2 separate regions of the Mus musculus genome follow, and region 1 is linked to region 2. A link is a loop called in an ENCODE intact Hi-C map of the cell type or tissue named here. Cell type or tissue: left cerebral cortex. All regions are shown on one strand.

What was found. Peaks named below come from ENCODE experiments on the same cell type or tissue, not always from the same donor. Only the 100,000 strongest peaks of a DNase experiment are listed, where the experiment ranks them.
Region 1: a loop joins it to region 2, with 3 times the contacts of the local background. A loop is called at or near these places in 4 of 42 quality-filtered maps.

What each region holds. Positions count from the first base shown.
Region 1 is chr19:60,416,380-60,418,879 of GRCm38, forward strand. No RefSeq gene overlaps it. Among named protein-coding and RNA genes, the nearest start is that of Gm34300, 31 kb to the left of the region's middle. In left cerebral cortex, a CTCF peak has its summit at 1,441 (motif pointing left); a DNase peak (open chromatin) is centred at 1,428.
Region 2 is chr19:59,386,209-59,388,708 of GRCm38, forward strand. No RefSeq gene overlaps it. Among named protein-coding and RNA genes, the nearest start is that of Gm33756, 2.0 kb to the right of the region's middle. In left cerebral cortex, a CTCF peak has its summit at 1,161; DNase peaks (open chromatin) are centred at 1,165 and 2,332.

The DNA of each region.
Region 1 (2,500 bases), 1.0 Mb after region 2:
AAGAACTATTTGATGATCTTGTCATAAAGCCTTGGACTCCTGATTTGCACAGTAAGAGATTCTGACAGAATTGGGGTTTCACACCCTATTTTCCCGAATCCTGGGGTTTTTTTTGTTTTTTCTTTTGTGTGTGTGTGTGTTTTGGTTTGGTTTGGTTTGGTTTGGTTTGGTTTGGTTTGGTTTGGTTTGGTTTGGTTTGGTTTGGTTTGGTTTGGCTTTTTGCTGCCTAGGGCAGCCAAAGGCTCTCCACACTACACTCTTTAGAGAGTATCTGCCCTAGGAAATGGAGTTCCATGGAAGACTTCATTTGAAAAAAATGGTTTTACTACTGTAATAGATCCAAAATGGCCTCATTTTTCTTCATTCCCTTTCTTGCACTCTACCTTGGACATGCACATATAGCTACACCATGTGAACACACAGTCTCATCCATGGTGGCTGCATGTCTTGCTTTGGACAATGGGGTGAAATACCACACAGAGACATCAAATGTGATTGCACATTGGGGTTCTTGGTATCTCATGAAAGTGGCTGCTCTCTAAAAAGCTTTGGACACGCTGACAGAAGAGGTATTGATGATCCACTCCAATAGTCTCAGCAGAGGTCTTGACCATACGAATGACAGCTAGTCAGATTTACATGATTTAGCATTCCAGATGATTGAGTAGACCCAGCCCAGAAACCAACAGCTCAACCTACCTGAAAGCTCACTAGCTAGGTCAGTTCTTCTTGAAGCCAGCAATGCTTGGAGCTGTTTGGGTTTTATTTCTTAGGCAACAGTAGAGGTTATAATTGCTAATTTTTTATAGCAACATCCAGGACAATTTCAAATACCCTCTCTCTGGCTTGGGTTTATATGAATAGACTGTCTCTCCCTATCTGTTCTTTGATGCATCTGAAAGGAGGGAGAATCCTGGAGTCCTTCAGGAAAACTGACTCCATCAACATTCATCCTCTCCCCAAAGAAGCAGAGATCAAACAGGGAAGGAAGTTCCCTCTGTCACATTGCTGTGAAAACCAGGTACAGAATTTCCTATTTTCTGACACACACACACACACACACTGAGACAGACAGATGGGCAGACAGACACATACATATAGACACACACATACATACAAGAGACAGGCAGACACATACACATAAACAGGCAGGTAGGTAGACACACACACACACACAGACACATAGACAGACACAGACACACACATATGCGTGCACACACACAGAGAAAGAGAGAGACAGACAGACAATCAGACAAACAGACACATGCGCATAGATACAGATGCACAGAGAGAGAGAGAGAGAGAGAGAGAGAGAGAGAGAGAGAGAGAGAGAGAGAGAGAGAGAGAGAGAGAGAGATCTTTCCCTCAGGCAAGCAGCTGTAGCAGCAACAGCAGCAGTAGCAGAAGCCCTTATGCCATCTGCTGGTTACATTGAGTATAGGACCCTGGGAGGTTAAGCAGAGCTGAGGTAAATTGCTGGAGCTCCAGGCAAACACACTTTGGCAGTCCCTGAACTATGAAAGGTGCTGTTTATCTGGAGATAAACAGGGGACACAGAGACATGCCTACCTCACAGAAATTATAGAAAGTTGTGGTCATGAGAATGAACACAGGCTAGGGACTTCAGAAAGCTAACCTGGAAGACATGTCCTAGAGAGATGATTCTGTTAGATAGAAGGCAGCAAGAGGTAAGGCAGGCAGCCTTCACCTTATCCACAGTTTAGAACAACCAAGAGCCCCACCCAGGGACATTTGCAGAACACAAAAGAAGAGCAGGGGATTGGAAAGATGAAGTCAGACCACATGAGAATGGCCTTGAACTATATGTCAACAGTCAGGGTACCAGCCTGCCTCATTCCCCAGTGTGCCTAGCTGTGAGATAAGGCACAGATCTAAAGAACATTCCACTTAAAGACTTGAGCAAAAATAGCAATCCTAAAGACATTTAAATTAGAATAAATATGTATCTGGTTTTTTTTAAGTAGAAAGCAAAATTTTCACCATTTTAAAAGACCAAAGTTCACTTCAAGACCATTTCCTACTTGTAGCGCCCTGACTGGGGGTACTTATTCACAACTCCATGGAGTTTCAGGGTTCTAAATGGGAAACACTGAGACTGAGACCTGCCCAGTAATCTGAATGCTGAATGAAGTAGTCAGATTGTTGCAGGTTCAGGGTTAGCATGGGCTATACAATCAGACACCATATTTAAAAAGACAAAAGGGGGGTGGAGAGATGGCTCAGTGGTTAAGAGCACTGCCTGCTCTTCCAGAGGTCCTGAGTTCAATTCCCAGCAACCACATGGTGGTTCACAACCATCTGCAATGGAATCTGATGCCCTCTTCTAGTGTGTCTGAAGACAGCAACAGTGTACTTACATATATAAACAAATAAATCTTTTTTAAAAAAAGACAAAAAAAACCAACAGTTATTATACACAGATATCACTGGAGGGGTGAGAGGCAAACTCCCGTGCTTTCCAGCTCCTCTTTAGCATTTC
Region 2 (2,500 bases):
ATTTTTTCCCGTTAGTAAACTTGTCTGTTATATGTTTAGAGGTACTATACCAGGCTGTGTGAGACTCCCCAGGGATATGACCATCAGTTTCTTTTCCATTCTTACATACTGCTCCTCATGTGAGAAGTGTTCTAGTCTCTCTTCCCTTCAATATGGTTATTCTTAGTGGCTTGCTTAGCCCACAGGATGCACCTGGCATGATACTCAGGAACTTCCAGAAGGTCTTCGCTGGCTTTCAGTTTCTGCCTACATCTCCTCGAAACCTTTGCATCCTAGGAAACAACCTCTCTGGAGAGATCATATGGAGAAGACTTGAGGCTGAAGGAAGGATGCAGCTGATTCCAGCCATGAATCTCTCCCACTGAGGTCCAGCTATATGAGGAACTGTCCTAGACCTTCCTGCCCAGGTCCTTTGCCAGCTGAAACCCCATGGGTCACTGACAAAAGATGGTGTGAAACATTTTGACTCACACAATCATCAGGAGAAAAACCTGCTGTTGGGAATGACTAAGTTTGGAAGGGTTTGCCATGTAGTAATGTTATGTTAAGTAACCAGAACACTGGGTTTTGGTAGGGTTAACTAAGACCTGCTTTTGATCCATGTAGGTCAACGTCTTTTGGGAGTGATGCACACATGAACCAACAAGCCAAAATGCGGTGAAACCAAACATGCCAGATTTAATGGTGACCCAAAGGGCAGGAGATGTCCCCACCTAATAAGGACAGGGAGGCAAACTAGCAGGGGCGAGTCTGTCTTTTGACTTCAATGACTTGGGGCCCATTATATGGGACATAAAAAAAAAGTCATTTCTTTTTAAAGGAACATTTAAAATAGGAGAGGCGGCAACCTTCACCTCAAGCCTACATTAGATTTGCTCCTTCTGGCCATACCTGATAGGTCTGGTTGTGGATAAGTACTCAAGTTGAGCCAATCAAGTTTTCCTCCAATTGAACTGAGATTTAGAGGCTGTATGCCATTGAGACTGAGTCATGATGGCAGGAGCCTTCTAGTGCTGGGCTTCTCAGCTTTGGACTCTGGCACTGTGGACATTAGGGTTTGTCCATTCTTTATTGGGATGAAAAGAGTGGCCTTGTATGCTTCGAAGAATGTTACTAGCATCTCTAAGGGCTCCACCCAGTGAACACTTGCAGCATCCTACCACAGGGTGTCAGTGTTCCCTGTCTGAGGGTGGGAAATCACCTCTAATTGAGAACTACTCCTCTAGAAAGACAGAATTCCTGGGCAACCCTCTCTTGTCCTCACTGAAAGGCCATAAACTCTTCTATCTGAAAGCTGACCTAGAACCTTCAGTAATCTGAGCCAGTATCTATATCTTGCAACCCAAAGCATCCTAGAGCACATGGTTCTGAAGGTTGGGATGGAGCTGGCTACACAGTTAGGGATAGGAAGTGTTTGTGGAGCAAAACTATGGGTGCAGGAAACAGCACCTCAGAAGCAACCGTGTGGCTAGAGTTTCACACAGAAGGTGGTGGTGGGCTTCAGACTGCAAAGACCAGCCACACCTTGCAGGCCACACTAAAATTGGCAGACCCAGGGGTTGTGCCCCTGGGAAGGAGGACGATGCTTTCCACAGGTCTCTGCTTCATAGATACAAACAAAGATTGGAAGGTGCTTTTTGAATTATGCTGGACCTCAGGTGAGGACAAAGTGGGGCCTTCCACTTTGTCAGTTAGATGACAACTCACCATTGCCCACTGCACTGATGTGAATGTGTGTGTGTGGTCCTTCCAGTCAGACTGTTTCAGGGAACAGGTACATGCTGAAGAGCTCTGCATGCTTGCAAGTAGCCAGTTAGAGACCCTTTTCTCTGCCTTTCAGGCCTGGCTTGAATTCTATTCTACTAAGCTTCTATTCCTACTATTCTTGCTACTGCCCAGAAACAGATTTTTCCCTTTATCTCAAGTTGAAGTTCTGTAGGAGGTGGGCAGATTGGCTCAGATTTTGATATAGGGCAGAGTTTTGGGTCTTGGGCAGATATGAACCCTGTCTTGAGTTCTATATTCATCCCCAGGTGTGTGCGGGACAAAGCATGGTGGATCTTTGAGGAGAAAGGGTCTCGAGAAAAAACTTCCTAGCTGGTTCCACTGGAAATGTTATAGCTGAATGGTGCTGTTGGTGACAATCACAAGCTGGTCATGGACCTTGAAGTCTCAGCCTCCGACCAACTGGCCAAATCCAGTAGCCCTGGACTGGGTGCACCCAGGGGAGGGCACTTCTGAGGAACTGGCTTCCAGAAGCAAGTTCCCTTGGGAAACTCTGCAGGCAGCTTAAACCTCAAGAAAGCTACTCATTAGGATCGTGGGGAGCTGTTAATTGCCCTGTCCAGCCAAGACACAGTGTGGCCGCGCCAGCCTGCTGAACAATAATGAAGTCTGTAGAAGCTGCAGACCCAGCTCGGGCTGCCTAGGATCCCTCCTGCCTTCTCTTCATTCTCTCACCACAGACACTATGCCCCCTGCTGTCCTGCTGCCCAGAGAC